Regions from separate parts of the Mus musculus genome. Here region 1 is linked to region 2. A link is a loop called in an ENCODE intact Hi-C map of the cell type or tissue named here. Cell type or tissue: left cerebral cortex. All regions are shown on one strand. Links, peaks and the distances in the headings refer to the core of each region. The heading gives the core; the rest is flanking DNA.

What was found. Peaks named below come from ENCODE experiments on the same cell type or tissue, not always from the same donor. Only the 100,000 strongest peaks of a DNase experiment are listed, where the experiment ranks them.
Region 1: it touches region 2 in a loop (2.3-fold over the local background); 7 of 42 quality-filtered maps call a loop at or near these places.

The regions. Positions count from the first base shown.
Region 1 is chr2:58,169,521-58,179,499 of GRCm38, reverse strand. It overlaps Gm13546 (predicted gene 13546), which reads right to left. Exons shown (of 2, transcript NR_045896.1): 2 at 2,437-3,072. It also overlaps a transcript of Cytip not described here. Among named protein-coding and RNA genes, the nearest start is that of Gm13546, 11 kb to the right of the region's middle. In left cerebral cortex, for the core only: no CTCF peak of the experiment used is centred there; DNase peaks (open chromatin) are centred at 4,826, 5,694 and 6,251; H3K4me3 peaks cover 277 bases.
Region 2 is chr2:58,049,609-58,059,587 of GRCm38, reverse strand. Ermn (ermin, ERM-like protein) reads left to right here and starts at 6,724. Exons shown (of 3, transcript NM_029972.4): 1 at 6,724-7,112; 2 at 7,745-7,837. The coding sequence starts at 6,872. In left cerebral cortex, for the core only: a CTCF peak has its summit at 4,004 (motif pointing left); DNase peaks (open chromatin) are centred at 3,999 and 6,599; H3K4me3 peaks cover 1,321 bases.

The sequences.
Region 1 (9,979 bases), core at 715-8,714, 120 kb before region 2:
TCAGTTTCCTGCTTCAGTTTTGAATGGTGTACCATTTTCCCAGCAGTACCTTTGAGTATTTCATAATGTTTTGGGTAATACTATTTATAACAGCCCTGCTATTTGGCCTCTACCAAGTATGTAGCTAGTGTATTGGGCACAGCTCTTCCTTTGAAGCTGGTGGGAGCTCTGTATGCACAGATGAAACATACAGCAAGGGGGCAGGGTGTGTCTACTTTCCCCATCTACTGGACTCTTTCATCACCGTGGAAAAAAAGTGTTCCACCCTTCTGTAGATAAGAATCATTTTTTTGTACATTTCCTATATTTAACACTGAGACAAAATGCAGCAAAGCAACAACAGCCCTTCTCACCACATCCATGCAGATAAGCAAGTCAGGCAATTAGGACAGCTTGGTTAAACATTGTGACTGGAAAACTGATAGATTTTGATAGTGTTTTCTAGCATGTTCTTGATGGTAAATGGAAGAAGACAGATTAAGGCAATTTCCTTTGCTCCTCCATCCCTCTTAAAGAAGGAGGAGAGACTGTATTTCACATTGCCCACTTTCTTGGTGCTTTGCTTGTTAGGGCTTGAGAGATGGGGGAGCAGCTCAGCCACACTGCTTAGTTCTTCTGTTTGGTCACTGGATGCTCTTCAGTCTTCTTCCTCTAATGTCTTGTTTAACTATGTGGAGTTTCTGATGCTCTATAAGTTCCCTGGGAAGTCCTCGTCAAGGCTGAATGGACTTCTCTTCAGCAAAGCACCATCTTACCTTACCTGGTTGCTCACCATTACTGTAAGTTTGTCCTTGTCTAGATTCTGAGGGTTCACCTTCTCTAAAACCATGTGTAGCTGAAGCCCCTGTGACAATCTGACCACTTTGGACATGAGACATGAGACATGAGACAGGCTAAAGGGACTGAAGTTTTCACACTAAAATTCTCCTACGTGCTCTAAACTTACTGGGCAAAGTTGCATTTTCCAAATCCAGATCAGCTCCAGTTGCTCTGTTTAAGAAACTCAATAATCTGCAGCTAGGCAGTGGTGGTGCTTGCCTATAATCTCAGATCACAGAGGCAGAGGCAAGTGGATCTATGAGTGTAAGGCCAGGCATCTACAGAGCGAGTTCTAGGTCAGGAAAGGTTACACAGAAAATCCAAAATAAGCAATTAATTAATTAATTATTAATCTGGAAGGGACATCTAAAACCAGAGTTTTTGTTTTGTTTTGCTTTCATTTTGTTGTTGTTGTTGTTGTAGTTTTACTATAATAGGCTGCCATCAAGTATGGTAGCAAACACCAGAAATTCCAGCACTCAGAGCAGACGCAGAAGAATCATCACAGGCCAAAAATTAAAAACAAACCAATAAAACAAACAAACAAAGAAACAAACAACATGAACTCTGAGAAGGTTAGTCATCCAACGTAAGCTGCAGAGGACTGACCACTGGGGACAGACAGGAAGTGGCTTCTGAATATTCAGTTCGGTTATAATTAAATATGGGTGGAATCCAAAGGATGCTTTACAACCAAGAGATTTTTGTTGTGGAATGTATTTATGTTTTCTAATTTATTTAGAGTTATTTTCTATGTATTGTTGAATATACTTTCTTTAAAAAGACAGCTTTTTTAGGGAGGGCAAATAGGAAGTTTTTGCAAAGACTATTCACAAAGTTTACCTTTTAAACAGACCAACGCTGAGCAGAAAGACTATGTCAATGCTGTATGTGTTTTTAAACTTACCATTGTATCAAAATAATCTTACATTTTTTTTAGCTTCCTACCCTAGAAATCAAGAGTTCAGGATGGGTGAATATTCATTAGCGCATAAGAGCTCTTTCATAGCCACATGGTTCCTAAGAAGGGGTATGCTAATTCCTGTGTGCACACTGACTCTGGTCAATGCTATTGCTTTGGTGTGTTTATTATTTTATTTTTAAGTGAAAATTTGCTAACCATGGTTAAATGTATTTCCAATCTTCTCTTAATCATTCCAAACAGTTGAATTAAAAAAAAATCAAAGCTGTAGATTTATTTAACTCCAAAGAACATGGGAGGGGGAAACCTGTATTCATTCCATTTAGGGCTATTTTCAATGGGCTTCTTCCATGCACCTGAAGAATGAAGCAATTTCCCCTTGCTCTTCTATAATTAGACTTTAGCATGGAAGACTTTTTTTTTTGTCAGAATAGATGTCAAGTAATTTGGTAGATGTTGTAAAATCAATCAGAGTCTTTAAAAATTTTGTCCTGCCAAGACTGTGAAATACATTTGTACATATTCATTTTTGACTTGATGGATGGGTGACAGGCAGTAGGCAGCAAGATTGAGCACTAAACGCTCCTTGTGTCAGGCTTCAGAAGTCTCAGCAGTCTGATCTGCAGCACATGAAAAGGCATAGGAAAAAAGCGAAACCAGAAATATGTATGAGAATTTGGTCTTAAGTCAGGAAATAGCAGCAAAGAATTATTTTTACTGGGAGATACAGAAAAATCGTAAAGCTGGAAGGCTGAGACTTTTGATGAATAAATGAACCGATTATTTTATGTTTTATTGAAAAGTTACATTATCTTAGCCATGTTGAACTCTCAGGGATGAGCTGAAAGAGAGTAAAAATGAGTGAAGGGTTGGAAGGCTGATTTTATGAGGCAAAATGAAAAATAGGCCAAGCTCAACTGATGATCTTCCAGTAGACGGTGGTGTGCTTCTATGGGAAGAGTGGCATTCTGGGAGACCGAGGGCTGGTCCTCATCGGACAACTCCTTCCAGTGGTCTATCGTATCTCCATGCAAGTGGCTGTTCCTTTGTCAAACTGTCCATTTCAGTCACATGTGGCGTTGCATAAGGCAAATTTAATGTCTTCTCACCTTCCAATGTAGTCAGAATACAAAGCAAGTGGAGGTGCAGAGTGCCTGGAGCCCACCTTGCTGGGTAAAAGCATCATTTGTACAGCTGGGATGGATGCACATAGACGTTAGGGAGCATCTTCAATCTGCGCTGTCGGCATGTGTGCAGTGCTCATTACTTTCCGTCTCACTGCAGAATCCCTTGTGTCTTTTGTATTCACAGCCATGTCCAAACATCAACCCCTGAAACAGAAAGAATGAAAATAGAAAAATTAATGCAAGTTCAGTTCCTTCTGTGGCATCTCAGCCTGCCCTACTTTTTCCTCAGACCTGGCTTACATACCAATTTGGGATGTTTCTTTGCAAATCTTGTTGGAGTTTCTCCGCAAGAAATAACATGTTTGTTTGTTTGATTGATTGATTTTTTAAGGAAAAAGAATTATATTTATAAACCTGTATAAAACTTACAGACTACAGTACTTAGAGCAAACAACACTGAAATGTATTTCTCTCTGCACCTAAGTCCTTCAGGAGCCCATGGAACAAGTAAATAATTAACCATCTACTACTTGCTTGGAAAGTGGCACAGAGCACCTCAGGGTGTTGAGGCAGCACTAGATGATCTTCACTGTTCTTCAAATTCCACAAATTCCATACTGTCCTTTATTCCCTCAGGGAAACCACATTTCAAAACTGGAAACCACATTTCAAAACTTGAAAACAATAGAAGTCACTCTACCCCTACCCTATTTGTATGTCCCTAAACACTTCCAACATTCACATCAAACAAATTAGATTTTATGTTTCTACCTGAGGAGTTCACCAGCTAAGGTGGTTTGGTTTTCCAGTTTCCTGGAACAGTGCGCCACCTTCCAACAGTGAAACTAAGAAGCAAAGTGTGGCAAGTGTCCAGCAAGGGACAAGCTAGGGGCTGGAAAACATCCAGAATGCAACTCATGAACTATTTATAATTTAAAGGGAACGCCGACCTTTTGAAAAAGTCAAATCAGATATAAAGGCAGTAAAACAGTGAAGGAGGAAATTCCAGAAATAAAACAGGTAAGGCTACATCAAAGGAAAGACTGGCGGTCCTGAGTCCACCCTGGGCTTCAGCCATCCGGAGGATGCTCAGAAAAGCCTCATGAGAAGTTGGGAAAGGTGAGGGCTGTGTTAATGACCCACACAAAAAAACCAGTCACTCTCACTTGAGAGAGACCTCACCTCCGGTTGGTTTATTTTTTCCCCTCTTGGAGCCAGGCCACAACAGAGGCATCGCACACCTTCAGGCCTCTCTGTCTCTTCCCCTTAATAAACTATCTGGCTTCTGATCTATGAGTCTCTACTCTCTAAAGACTTATAAAGACACACAGGGACATGGAACCTTCAGTATCTGCCCTCTAGACTCACATCTGTACCTGTGATAGGATCAGTAGTTGCAAAATAAATAAAGTTAATTGTAGTATATGTTGACTGATCAGGGCTATTCCTACATGGCAGAGAAGATTCCTAACACAGCTATTCAAAGCACTAGTGAGCAGACTATGTATGGGAAGGGAGTCCACAGAGTAGCCAAGGCCCACCTTGCAGACCCTGGACTTGCAGGTGGAAATGTGGACCTGTCACCTGGACTGAACAGAGGAGGAGGAGGAGACACTCCTTTGTGGTTAAGCATTAGAGTGCTCTATATGGAAAGATTTTTCTTGTATGTTACAAGGGAGAAAACATATGTGGCATGAACACAGAGGTCTTGAGACAGCTCCCATTTAGAGAGACATACAGCAGCATAAGAAAGACTGGGGAATATTAGCAAGCCTCTTCCTTGTTAGTGAGTGTTGTCTTACACACTGACGATGGAGCTGAATGCCATAGCCCAGAGAGGAGCGACAGATCGATACAATCTGGCTGCTGCTTCATTCAGTTTCTTAGCTTGTGGCTAAGAGCCAGGGATATATTTTGCTGTCTTTGTTCCGCACGTCACACGTGCTCTGGCAAGCAGCTGCTATGCCTTCGTTTCACTGCTCAGCCCTGATCAGAGTCCTTCAAGAGGTCCTAGCAAAAATTTACATCAGCCCTGGCCAGTAATTACTATCTCTTTCCAGACACAACTCTTACACGTTCTGCATGTTAATTAATGCTCCAGTGCTGTGGAGTACGCAGGGTGAGGCTGAAATGCTTACTGTCATAATTGCTATTGCCAGCAGAAAACAGTGCATCCTCTCGGCCAGGTATAGTGGAGCATGACTGTAATGCTAGTTATAAGATGCACATGCAGGAGGATCTGGAGTTCAAGGTCAGCCTGGAACATTGGACATTGTGTCTCAAAACATCAAAAAGAAAGGGCTCAAAAAGACATCCTTTCTTCCTGTAAAATGATACACGACGTCTCTTTCAGATGCTGCTAATTTGAGATGCTGGCGTTTAGATGATTATATCTGTCCTAGACCGTTATTTACTGATGCTCCAAATATTTAATAATCACATCCAGTTTCCACTTGTTCAGCTCTGTTTAAACAGCACGAATTTCTTGTGGAGATATTGTATCACTGTGTTTCCCTGAACATCCTGAGCATTCCTCTATCAAGCCCCTGAGTGTCCTATCAAAGGAACATGAGATACGGTTTGAAACAAAAGTCTTCAGTTTAATCTCTTTTATCGACTCCGTGTCCTTCCTCATCTCTCTAGAAGCCTCCTTGCAAGGTATAATTAAATCAACTATCCACTTAAAATAATTTTATTTTCCATTTGTCATCTGGTCATCCAGATTTTATGGCAACATTGCTTAAGGCAGTGGGGAGGTGTCACAAAAATAAAGGGAGGTTACTATCCCTGGTGATGTGAGTAAGGAAGTAGGCGTGCATCAGAGGCTGTGTGTGTGACTGAGGCAAAGGGTGAAATGATTAGGAGTCCAGGACTGTTAGAGACACATAACCTGCTGCTGGTATAGAAAGATACTTCAGAGATGGGAGCAACTGAGGTGAGCCATGTAGTGTGTATACAATTCAATGACAAGTGATAAAAAGTAGGTTACAGGCAGGGAAAACAGCTTAAAGACACTGAGGTATGCTTCTCTCAACTGAGCTGTCAGAAGGAAGGCTTTTTACATCCTGTCGCAACAAGTCCATGTGTTTAGATTAAAATTGATAACTGAAAAAATACATAAAAACTGCATCATAGTTTGAATGTAAAGACTGGGAATTAAAACTTCATTTGGCAGGTATGTTACAATATGCTCAGATGTCAACATTAGAAGATGGGTAGCTGGGACACTAAATGTAGGGAGACCATTTTTTTTTTTTTTGTATGTGTTATGCTGAGGGCTAAGCCTTGAGTTCAAGACAAGAAGGAGCTAGATGAGATGGTAGGATATTCAGAGGAAGAGGTGATAAAATATGAGGACCTATCATATAAAAAGAGAATCTTAGAAAGATGGGCTGGCAGATTGTATCTGTCACACAGCACTGCCCCAGATAGTCTGGTTCTATCTATAGCTTAGTGTATGAACATCTTGTGGCGAGGCAAAGGCTGCAAACTATACTTCCTCAATTGTGTTGCACATCTTCCGAACTTTATATTTTGGATATTAAGATACTTCTTATTACCTTTGGACACACCCAGTGTGAATTTTTCCCCTTCCTTGAAAAGCAGTTAGTAAATCAACGGTGCCTATTCTAATTGATGGCACTGTGTTATCAAGGTTTAACATAAAACGCACATTATTACTGTATTTCAGTTTTGCCTTAAAATAGTTATTTTAATTGCAATTAAGAAAAACAGTCCAGAGTATAAATTACATTTAAATATTAAAAACACCATGAATATTATTCAGCACGCACATACATTGCCCTAAGTAAATAATCACAGGAGATGAGTCAGCCTCCAGAGGTCTAAGCAAATTATGAATGCATTCATCACTACTTCCTGAGATCTCTGATAAATGTGTTTCTCTTTTAAGTGCTGGAAGGATACAAATAAATGAGAAAAGGGCAATCTCTTGGACCGGGGATACGTGGGCATACATGGCTGGAGTTCAGAAAAAGACAGGATGGACACACTTCATTTGAATAAGGCAGAATGTGATGAATCATGGCAGGTGTTTTGGAGTGTCTGAGGAGAGATGCTCATTGCTTCTTGGGGTATCAGGTAGAACTTGGAGAAAGATAAAGCATTTAAGATGAGCCTGGGAGGATGGGTACCAATGTAGATAAAATGGATGAATTCCAGTATCAGAGGCTGTGTGTGTAACTGGGGCAAAGGGTGAATTGTTTAGATGTCCAGGAGTGGTAGAGGCACATTACCTGCTCCTGGTATAGGAAGATACTTCAGAGGAGGGAGTATCTGAGGTGAGCCACATATCTTTGTGTTGTGTACATAAGTGAGAAACTGGAAAGAATCCCTGTGTGTTCAGGAACAGAGGCAGGACAGTGTCACTGGAAGGAAGGTCATGGGTGATAGTAACTACCCTGGGAAACTTGGAGGAATTATTATTATCTTACTGGACATTGTGTGCGCCACATGATGATATGCAGCATCACTGGTCCTGATGTAGAAGCCGAGCTGAGCACAATAAAGCTCGGGTCAATGATTTAGCTTAATCAGCAGTGTAAGGACCTGTGTTCCACCCTCTGGCCTTCCTCATTCCTAAGAAGGCATGTGAAAGGGTACATGCACAGGGACATATGGCTAGGAAAGGCTATAGGCCAAACGGCAGAGGAGTTACAAAAGATGTGAAGAAATCTGAACTTAATTCTGCAGCTGAAATGATGTAATTTTCTGCACTTGAAAAATCATGTGACCTCCCCACCATTGTTAGCGTACTAGAATTATACCATAATGGTCTTAGTAATATGGTGGCAGGGAAACTTAGGTTGTTGAGTCTAGGGAACCTCTGAACCCTTAATTTTATTGTACTGCTTTACATTGATTGCCAAAGACTCTTCTGTCCATCATTATTTGATACTCATAATAATGCCGCATCTCTCTCTCTATTGAGTATATGAAGAAACATTCCAAATGACAATGGTCTTGCAAAAGTCCTTCAGGTGGTAGGTGGTGGGACAAGGGAAGTAGTAACTGTTCAGAAGCCTACATAACTGCTGTTATCTTCTTGTTCTTGAGTTCACTGGTTTTATCTCATCAAATTTCTCTTTGCTATCAGTCATACAAATGGGCATGCATATGGCCTAGTTTGCTCTGGAAAAAATCTCCAGTGCAGAAAATGGTGTCCTTATTAAGTGAAGAAATGGGCCACTCTGGCTGGCCCCTTGATCCCTAGTATCTAAAGTACAAGGACATTTCCTAGACTTTTCACAAACATTTTGCTTCTCCCACCTACGCCCTCTGATTTCAAAGTCAAATTTGTAGCATTGCTTGGTTAAAGAAAAAGTGTCACTCACATTTTTGCATTGATCACCACTCACCATGTATTGTTTGTAACATTTCAATCCCTTCCATTATATTTTGAGTCAATGTCCTGGCATACCAGGCTATGCCAGGACTGAAGGGCATGTTCCACTTTTAATGTCATCTTGTCTCTAAAGAGTAGTAATAGATCGTATACTATGCTACATATTAATCAAACATAGTGGCTGAAACCAACAGAAAGTCAGTCTCTGACAGTCTGGAGGCTGCAAGTCTAAAATCCAGCCACTACTTCACTGTGATTGAACAGAATTCTTCCATGGCTCTTCCTCGTTTGTGGTGATGAGCATCCAACCTCAGTGTTTCTTGGTGTGCAAGTACAAAGCTTCAACTTCAAAATCTGCTTCTGTGGTCACATTGGATTCTTCTCTACTGATAAAATCATTAGACCCATTGGACTAAAGCCTATTCTAATGATGTCATCTTATCATCATACCATCTACAAAGACTTATTTTAAATGTATCCAGTCTTACAGCTATTAAGGGTTAGGATTTCAGACTTTAAAAAAAAAAAACTTTATATTTTCACTAGAGTCTTAAAGTCATGAGGACAAGGGTCATATTTCCCATCTTCTCAAGATTAGCACAATTGTTAGGTAACAGAATTGTAGCATAGTTTACTTGTTCACTATTGGAATGTAACCTTGGCTGTCCTAGGTCCTAGTTGTGTACCCTTGAGCAAGTGGGTTAGACACAGCAAACTTTTCTGGAAAAGGAGCAATATAGTACTATCCTTGCAGTTAGCATGAGATTAAGAACATCTGGAAGATGCCTGCCTCTTGTTATGAGTATTCAAGTAGGAAATGCTTATAGAGTTCTGTTGAAGGAGACTGTGTGATGTACTGAGAGTTCTACCACTAAACCACTGTCTTTGGTTTTCACCTGTAAGTAAAAAATGTTCTGTGAGGTGACTCTGAAGTTTCTTCTACTCTGCATCTTGTAAATTTATTTTCTTGTTCCTTTAAGTGACAGAGGGCAAGGGAATGAGAGTGAGCAAGTGAGAGATTACTGATTGTATGTAATTTTGGAGATTCTAATACGGATTCATGGAAAGACACATTGTTAGTTTATGTCTCATGCATAGTACTTTGTGCTATCTCTATTTAACCTACTATTTCTAGTTATTAGAATCTAAGAACTATTTCTTGTTCCTTTAAGTCAGGCTTTGTATTAGCTAAGGAATGATAGAAATGAATCAATATACTGTTTTTCGTTGTATTGCATTTAAATCTCAAAACAACCGAGATTTTATATCTATTTAAAATTGTAAATAGGCTAGGGTAGAAATAAAATAAAGGATTCTGGTTTTCTTAGAAGTTACCTTCTTGCCCATCTGTAGCTCCTTCTGCTACGCACACACACACACACACACACACACACACACACACACTTCTAGATTATGAAAACAAAACTGGAGGAGCTGACCCACACTCCATCAGTTTCTGTGTGCTGACCCTCTTTGCTGATTCACTTACCATGTTCAAAGACATCCTCTACAGGTGGCAGAGTGACTCCCAGCAGCAGATGGGGAGCAGATTGGAGGGAGGACTATTTGGAGAACTCTAAGGGAAAGCTTCCTGGGAGCTGGTCCTTTTGGATGTGGTTTAACATCTTCCTCCATCCAATTGGGTTGAACCCGTGCCTCTTTAGTTTCATTTGAGCTGGCATTTGAATGGAGAGAGAAGACAAGTGAACTAGGATTGGGGGCAACAACCTTGAGGAACAAAGAAGG
Region 2 (9,979 bases), core at 628-8,627:
CCCATTGGCTACTTTTATCTGTCCTGGCCACCGCAAGATCCATGTGGCTCTTGTTTAGGAACAGATGCTCCTCTGGCCCTCATGAAATACTTAGCCCATTCCATCCATCATTTTTTAAAAAAAAAATACTTTTCAGGGATTCACTAGGAGGCTAGGCTCTCTATTATAACAACTCAAAGCGATATACCTTCCCTGGGGTTATAAAAATCTTTATCTTTCAAAACAGTAAAAAAAAAAAAAAAAAAAAAAAAAAAAAAAATCACCAGCAACATTCTTGGAAGATGCAGCTAAAGTTTCAAGTTCTATTGCATTTGATTTTTAAAACACACTGTTTCACAAATGATTTTATTGATTTGCTCCAGGATCTTGTATCACTTGCATAGTGGTTGTCACTCTCTGTGGTCATAAAAAGCAACACCAGGCATTGAACATGGCACCAATCATCAACTTTATAGAAATTATACTAGAGGGTAAGAAAGTATTATTAATTTAAGCAAAACATACATGGTGACTGATACTAAGGGTGTAAATTTCTACATTTTTATTGTATTATCCCTAGCTGTGATGTCATTTTATTTTGTAGTTTTAATTCTTTAAGTGAACAAATCTGGATGGTCATGACTTCTGAGAGTTATAGAGTTGTGTAGTCCCCAGAAGCATCACTCTATTTCTTCCAGCAGATTTAATGATTTATTGGAGGGACTAGTGACTTTGTTATATGTCTTCTGCCTGATTAGGTTAAACTACATTTCCCAGGATGCCTTTCCAAATTTTTCAGAGAAAGAAAAGTAGGGCAAAGTAGAACGTTTTTGTATTTGCTTTGTAAGACTGAATTGAAACAGCAGCTATTTGTAGCTCGTGAAAACTGTGTTGATTTATTGAGTCATCTAGTACATGGCATATCTAAGCCTGCAATATCTCCACCTTCCTTCGCACCTAACATTAGCATCATTGACTCCTAGCCTATGATAAGAAGGACCAAATTGTCCTGGAGGACATTCATATCAGTGGAGTCAGAAGCAGTGGGAACTGATATAGTTTTCGTTTCATCCTCATCTCTTCTATCTTGTTGTTTTCCCATGGACATGGACCTTTCCTTATACCCTTAAGCTTCAAGTTAAGATGTGACAATGGACTAAAAGAAGATATTTAATAATCACTCACAGTTATGAATGCCCACAGTTATGAATTGCCTACAGAATTCCTCAGGCCCCCTCAGATAGGTGGCAATTGGTACATAGGCAGATAGATAAGCTAGAGGCTGTGGAACATTAAGATTTTGTTTGTTTTTGTTTTGTTTCATTGCTTTGGCAAAATACTTACAATAATATGAAAGGATAAAATATGTAATTAGACAAGGATTATCAGAGGCATCAGTCGTTGTGACTTAACTCGTGTGCTTGGGCAAAGCATCATGGCAATGGGACTGCATAACAGAGGAGAGCTAGCTATACAAAGTAGTGAAAGAGGAAGTGCAGACACAGTACAGATTGGGAACCTGGTACAATATTAAAATTGGACATCCATTGACCAAATACAGATAAACCTCACCTCCAGAATTCTCTAAGCTAATACCTAAGAGTTCAAAGCAAGACCCTAGAGAGGAATATTGGAAAAAATAGATCTGGTCTGTCTCTGAGATTCCAGATAATGTTAACAGTTCCTGCATTATTTAAATCTCCAATTTTCCTCTGAGACTCAAGATCGAGCCTGTGTAAACAACACCAAGAAAACCAAAGAGGAAGCAGAGACCAAGAAGCAAGACATCCATCCAACAAAGACAAACTCAGAAATCAGTACCTAGACCTATAATTAATTCAAACTCAGATGGTTACACACCAGTATAAGAGCACAATCAACAACAGTCTGAACAATATGGTACCACAAGAGCCCTTATATACTATGACAGCAAGACATGAATATTCCAATGTAGCTGAAACACAATACAAAAAGCCTTAAAACCAACATTTGGAGGATGATAGAGGTCCTTAAAGAAATCAAGGAAAAGACAAACAAAAAGTTGGAGAAAGATCAATAATCCCTTGAAGAATGCCAAGAAAGCCAAGAAAAAGCAAACAAGTGAAGGGCTGTTGAGGATCTGAAAATGGAAATAGAAGCAATAAGGAAAACAAATTGAGGGAACCCTGGAAATGGAAAATCTATGTAAATGAGCAGGATCAGCATCACCAACAGAATATAAGAGGTGAAATGAAGAATCTCAGGAATTGAAGATAAGCTAGAGAAAAATAGATTCATTCATCAAAGAAACTTAAATCTAAACGATCCTATGACAAAACATTTAGGAAATCTGGAACACTAGGAAAATACAAAACCTAGGAATAATAGTAATAGAAGAAGATGATCCCCGGTTCCAAGGGCCCAAAAATATTTTCAACAAAATCTTAGAAGAAAATGTCTCTAACCTCAAGAAAGAGATGCTTACAAGGAAGCTTTCAGAACACCAAATAGATTGGAACAGGAAAAAAAGTCCTCCGGCCACATAATAATAAAAACACAAAGTGTTCAGAGGATGGAGATAATATTAAAATCTGCAAGGGAGAAAGGACAAGTAACATATAAAGGCAGACTTATTAGACACCTGACCTCTCAACAGAGTCTAAAAGCCAGAAAGGCCTGGGCAGAGATGTCTTGCAGATTCTTAGAGACTGCAGATGCCACCCCACACTACTATACCCTGCAAAACTTTGAATAACCATAGAGGGAGAAAACAATATATTCTATGACAAAACCAAATTTAAGCAACATATATCTACAAATCTAGCCCTACAGAAGATACTATAAAGAAAATCCTAACCCAAGGATTTTAATTATACCCAAGAAAACACAGGAAATAAATAATTCCACATGTATAAAATCAAGAAGAGAAGATAACACACACACACACACACACACACACACACACACACACACACAAACTACCATCACCAACATAAAAATAACAGGAATTAGCAATCATTTCTCATTAATATCTCTCAATATCTATGCACTTAATTCCCCAATAAAAAGACATGACTAACAGAATGGATAAGAAATCAGGTTTCAATATTTGACTGCATACCAGAAACACACCTGAAAATCAATGATAGACATTATCTTAAAGTAATGGGTTAGAAAAAGATTTTCCAATTAAGGGTAAGGAGGAAGGGAAAACTGTGATTGGAATGTAAAGCTGAAAAGCCCACCAGTCCAGACTTACTAAGGCTATAGACTTACGAAGGTTATATATTGTTATAAAAAAAATGGGTGACTACTCTCTTCTGTAAGGACACGATAATATGTTTTATTTAATAGTTAGATCATCTTGGTGCAAAAAGTATCTCATAGGTCTTCCTATATGTAGGGAAAATAGCACATTATACCCTATTCACTTGTTGTCCACTATTCTGCATGACAGTTTACCAAACATTCCCTACAGAAGTGAAGTCTAGTCAGCCAAAGTTGACAAAATTCTCTATCAATTTTTTTCTTTCTGCAACCCTGAAATACTTCTAACTCCACAAATAGTTAAAGCATTGGTTAGAAAGAAAAACAACCACAGACACATAAACTGAACTAAATGAATACCAGGGTACATGCACATGCTATGCTTGCTAAAGGTAATAGACACCTAGAAGTAGGAAAGACAATGCGTTTAGAATCTGTAAGTTTTGCTGTGATTCTGAAATGATGTCCTTGGCAAAACCCTCTTGGAATGATTGGGGATAGGACCTTTAAAACTGATGTGAGCATTTGTATATCTGTTTGCTACTGGTTATTGGATTAAATAAAGAGTCACTTCTTTCTCTTAAGGATCATAGAGTTTAATATGTTCTCATTTGTCCCTGAACTTTGGATTCAGTTTCTGTATACCCTCACAGATTCCCATCAATATTTTCTCATCTACAGGCTTACTGGTTATTTCTTGTGAGGACAGACCCTTCATTGTCTCCAGCAGCTCTTGTGTGCCTCCTGGGTTGGCACTGCCTCTGGCCTTCTGCTGCCCTCTAGTGGCTACTATTCTCACATATGCCAAGGTGATTGATGATGGATCCCTGTAGGAGCTGTGGTCAATACAAACATCTGTGCAAAGGCCAGGGATGGCATGTGCCATTACAGCTGATAGGAGCAAGAAAGAAACACCCATTCAACTAATTTAGGGCCAGAGACTCTGTGAGTGAACAGATCTAATTCTTTTTTCTGGACTGAAAGCTGGAAATGTCCTTGGTCCTGTCTGCAGTTCTGTCCTCACTGTGTCCAGACATGCCAGAGGGAGTTCTGGTACATGGTTGCTTATTTTTCCCCTTAATCAGCACCTGTGCCTAGAAGCTGAATGTAAGATATGTCTAAAGGCGAGAGAAGACACATTATGGGTGGACCGACTGGGTTGAACACCTCCCCTAGTTTCTACAATTAGTTCTGTAAAAACTCCATAGATTAGCATCTCAATGATCTTTACACTTCCCTTGGTTCAGCTCCAGCTACACAGGACCCCTGCCTTTTCTCTTTCTCTTATGTTCTCCATAAACATTCCCAAACTCACCCTCGGCAATCCATTAGTTTCATTCTTCAGACTCTCAAGATAAAATGTGGAGCTACTGACTCTGAAATTTTTCTGTGGCTGTGAGATTCTGGCTCCCTAACTCATAAGTTAAACCCTTCCTGAGGTGAGACAGTCTCCACTGAACTCAAAGCCCCACCCTCCATCACCCCATTTCATCAGTGGGCTTACCAACTATGTAGCATCCTACGTAGACTGAGCAAATAGTCAGTGTGCTAGAGAGAGAAGAGCTGGCGATGACAGGGTAGGGGGTCACAATCTCTGTTAGAGATGTTTTCCTGGATCAGGATTGAGCAGATGATGTCACAGGGACATGTATTTGGTGCCTCTGACATATAATCAAATGGAGTCATCTTTAGATGGAATGTAAAATTTTTTATGGGTAGATGGGTATTTTGCCTGTTTTTATGTGAACCATTTCTATGGCTGTTTCCAGCAGAAGAGGTAGTTGGGTCATCTGAAATTGCTATTACAGATGTTTTGAACAACTGTGTGAGAGGGAGCTAGGAATTGTGGCTCAGTTCCTCTGGAGGAACAGCCAGTGTTCTAATCATTGAGCTGTCTCTTCAGCCCTCTTAGGCACAATTTTGAAGGTGACATATTTACAAGCACCCCCTCCCCCAATTTCTATTCTTGATTACTATAAAAATGCCCTCAAATGTATTCTCTTGGTGGAAGAGATTTACTCACTTCTTTAAAGTTTACTCACTTTTAAAAATCAAATGCCTGTTGGCAGAGTTGTTGTGCAGTAGTGTCATCAGTTAGACCCAAGAGTCACATGTGATGAAAAGCTGAGAAAGAATTGTTCAATGTGGGAGGGGAAAAAATATCTAGTCATCTCTCCAAGTTCATCTTCAGGTGCTAACATGACCTTTGAGTTAAATGGGTGGCAAGACCCATGCCTAACTCCTGCTAAGTAGTTTTGGCCAAGGTGTGGTTTTTACCCACCATGGTTCCAGTGCCTCCTGCAAGATGGTCTGATAACTTTCCAGAATTGTATGAAAACTCTTCTTGGGAGACAAGTGCCTTCTCTGGCTGGCACCAGGCTTCATCAGTCATGTTTTCATTTCAGCATGAAAGTTCTGAGGTAGTTCCAGTTCCTTGGGGTCTACTGTCCAATAGTCTGATAATCGAAAGGAAGGGCGAATGTTTCTCTTTAGAATCTCTTCATGTCTTCCAGGATGGTTTGCCTGCCGAAGGCAAGGTGAGTGGTGCATGCTGAGAACAAAAGTGAGCTCCCTTTACACTGCTCAGGCGAAGTTTAGATTTGAGTCGGTAAAGTGCCATCACTGTAAAATTAGTTACTTAAGTTAATCATAAGCAATTAAACTCTGGAGGGAAAAATGTTGGTTAGGGAGGGAATCATTAAAGGAATGATACATTAGCCAGAAATTAAAGACTCAGAGACATTGTTCAGACAAAAGACTTGATCTTGGGGAAGGACTGAGCCATCCAGAAAAAAGAAAGAATGTATCCTATTAAAGGGCAGGGGAGTGAGCAGCAGCCTAGTTTTAGCCAATGACTGGCCAACAGACTGCATCACAAATATCATTATGAAATGCAAAGGATAATTCTGATTGGAGCAAGGGATAACTTCAAGGGAAAATTACACCAGTGTTTTAATGGGTAGGGTGGGTGTCTGTAGACCTGGGGGGACTGGAAAATCAGCTTCCTGAGAGCACACTATGAAATCAGTTGCCAAAGCCGTTTACAATCAAGTTGTCATGTTTACAGGTCCTTGAAAAGCTGGTTTTAGTCTTTAATAGATGAGAAATGATGCCATTGTCTCCTACAAAATAGCTGAGGTTTTACTCGAACCAAATCTGTTCGGAAATGTTAAGCTGGTTACACAGAACTAATGTGCCTCAAGGTGGTCATTCTCTCTGGATTAAAGCCTGGGAACAATTGTGGCTCCTGTTACAAGGAAAATTACAATGGGCCATTATGGAGAGGGACAAAAATCTCTGTTCCCAGAGGGGGACTGACAAGCGGCAAGTCCCCCTTTGCATGCTAACACAAAAGCCTGATTGCTTCAGATTGCTTGTTTATGCAAATTGAAGGCAACACTAATTCTGAGACTGGAGCTGCGAGGTGGTGGGGATGTTGCTGATTGGCTGGGTTTTGCTCCCGGGCTGGTTACCAAACTGACAAACCCTATCATATTCATTCTGAGCCCTGAAAACCTTTCGGAGGAATCTTGCTATTGCACGTCAGACTGAGAGTTGGTTTCGAACTGTAGGAACCACAGCATTAGAGCTTATCGAAGAGCTTGCTTTCTTCATTGCGTCCTTAAATCAGACCTCAGTGAACATCATGACAGATACTCCTGAGACACTGAGCGGGACAGAGTGCAATGGGGACAGACCACCTGAGAATGGCCAACAGCCTAGCAGTCAAACCAGGCAGGAGACAACTGATGCAGATGAGACCCAGGCATACTACAAGGTTGAACCCAGTCTTGAAGATTTACCTGCAAAAGAAAATCAAGAAGAAACTGGAAACACTAAAGGGAACATACTTCCTAAAGGGCCTGAAGATGAGAAGATCCTCAATGGTAAAGTATTTCTTTTTCTCAGTTTAATTGTTTCGACTTACAAGCTTTTCAAAAATATATGTATTAACTAATATCACATAAATAAGCTGAACCCAAGAAATACAGTCCCTATACACAATAGGGGCTTTCTATCATACTGATTCATAACTCAGGCTTGTCTGATAGCTCTGCAATTCTGCTGTTTTCTCTTCTGAACCCCTGATTGTTTTCACTGAAAGAAAACAGAATAAAAGCAGCCACCTTTATTGAGTTGTTACATAATTTCTAAATGGTAATCCAATGGTAACTACTGCTATAATGGTTAGAACCACAGGTCCATTGCTGGTTACATAGAACTAATGTGCAAAAAAAGAGAAAAAAAGGGAACTCAGAATTATAAGATCCTAAAGAGATCCTAATCCATCTAATATATATATATATATATATATATGTGTGTGTGTGTGTGTGTGTGTGTGTGTGTATGTATATATAATATACATATATATATGTATGTGTGTATGGAGATATTATCATTGTGGAAACTAATTATTAAACAAATGCAATCAAATTTAAAGGAATCAGAAAAATGCAATGATTTGTGAACCTTTAACCATATGTGTTGGAAATGTTACATTGCTTGTGTTTCTCCCTAGAAAACCCAGAAGAGAACCTCTTCGTTGTTCACCAGGCCATCAAAGATCTTTCTCTCCAAGAAATAAGTGCAGAAGACATGGCTTTCCGAGAAGGTAACGGGAATCCTAGTTTCCCAACATAATTGTTTAGCCGGATGTGATATAATTGTATAAGGTGTGTGTACTGCCTGTGTGCTATAGAGAAGCAGTTTCAAAGAAAGACTCCAAAATCTTCAAGGTGCTAAGGGCAGATACCTGAGCCATGCCCCACTTTACCCAGATTTCTAGATGGCTCAAGCCCCAAATTGTCTGGGTCAATCTGACTGCCTGGCATGGCGAAGTGATAGCTATGTCTTGATAGGTTAGCCCACTGCATCCAGCTCTCCCTTTAATTTGTGCTTCAGATGGGTGTTGGGCAGCTTCTGTGGTGGTTGAAAAACAGGTTTAGTGTAAAGTTTCCTATTGACATTCGATCTAAAGTAACGTTATAAAACCAATTACTATGTGGGAAAATTATGTCTGAAAGAAGTATAGAATAAGTATTTTTTGTCAAAAAATGACCCAGAGTGATAAAAATAATTTTATGATCTTTAAACAACGGTGAAAGAAAAAGACCAAGAAAGTAGCATTGCTAAATTTCAAGTATAGAAGTATAGTTAGTAGACAAAGTTAAAAAATCCTCTAAACATTTCTTCTAAGAAGATATTTACTTTTTTTTTCTTGGTTTTTCGAGATTTCCATTCAAATAGTTTCAGCGCAGGATAGAATCTACTAATTAATCATTCCTTCCCTCACTAGAAGCTGTAAACAGCTTATCCTCAAACTGAAGCCAGCATGTGGCACCTAACCAATTTAGTTAGGCTCCTACCAGGCAAAACAAAAGTGAAGCCCCAAGGGACAGGAGAATACTAGGTAAATAACAAGGAGAACAGGGAGGTAATTGGGAATTTTGGAGTCTCTCTCTTTGCCTAGACAACTCACATATTCTCTGCTGTCCAACATGCATGTACGCAGTTCTAGCAAAGCAGTAGCTGGTATCACAGAGGAATCACAGAAACATCATCTCAGCACAGGCAGTTGTGAAAGTTAAGACCATAATTGCATTCCTTTAGTCTTTCTGTTTTGAATGTTACTAGTCTACCAAGGCAGGGCTCACAGTCATCCACCTAGAGCTTCTTTACCCATAATGAGAGCCACTGCAAACCAAGGTCACGAGGAATGAGCCTTTCGATCAAGTGGAGAGGGATGGGGCTCTCATGGGACATGGTGTCACCAGTGAACTTGCCTCTGCTCACCCCCTTTCCCTCTTAACACAGCACTTCGACTCTGTGACAGAGGTGCTGGTTTCTGTGCCTTTTCCCTTAAAATACAGTCTCCTAAGAGAGTATGCCTGCCAAGAATAAGATGCTAAAAATATTGAGAAAAAAACACTAATCAATTTAAATCAAAGGATGATTTTCTTTTTATTCATGACAGTCTTGGGCCTGAGTTTTGAATATGAATAAAAAATTCAGTGTGTGTGTGTGTGGTGTTGTGTTGTATCTTATTGGTGGGAGAACACACCAAAACACAGCCCGATATCAGCCAATATCCAACTCTACATTGCAACACTTACTTGCAATGTAAAGAATATCAAGTGGGCAGCTGTTATTACGAGTGTGGGTGGTAATTCATGTTTGCTTCTCTCTATCACGGTCCGTGGAATCTTGGACTCAAAGGGGGAAAAAGTTTTCAGAGGAAACAGAGTTACAGGGAGAACTGTGGAGGGGAAAAAAGTTGGCAATGGCCGTTCACCTTGTTTATAGGCTCTTGTGGCATAGGAAGAGAATGGTGAAGTCACATGTTCTGGCCTGTTCTCTATGGCTAGGTAACGTTTTCTACATAAGCCTGTTATGTGTGCATGTTCAGTAAAAACTTCTGTTCTCTTACCGTTCATTCTTATAACATCGAGAAACGCTAGTGAATTGTGTTAATATGATCCAGCTGTTTTGAAACAAATGAGTATAGTGCTTTAAGTCTTCTGAAAGCCACAACATGGCACCAATTAACCCGGTTGCTCTGCTGTCGTTTGGGGTGACAGGAGAACCTAGCATTATATGAGTACAAGCCCAACATAAGCTCTAGAGCTGGATCTCTAGAAGTCAGTAGAGGATCTTAAGCCATGTTGTGTACGACTCGGTGGCCCGCTTATAAATTCCTGAGTTCTGAATATCTAGGGACCTGTGATCTTCTGGGTTTTTTTTTTTAACATTTTAT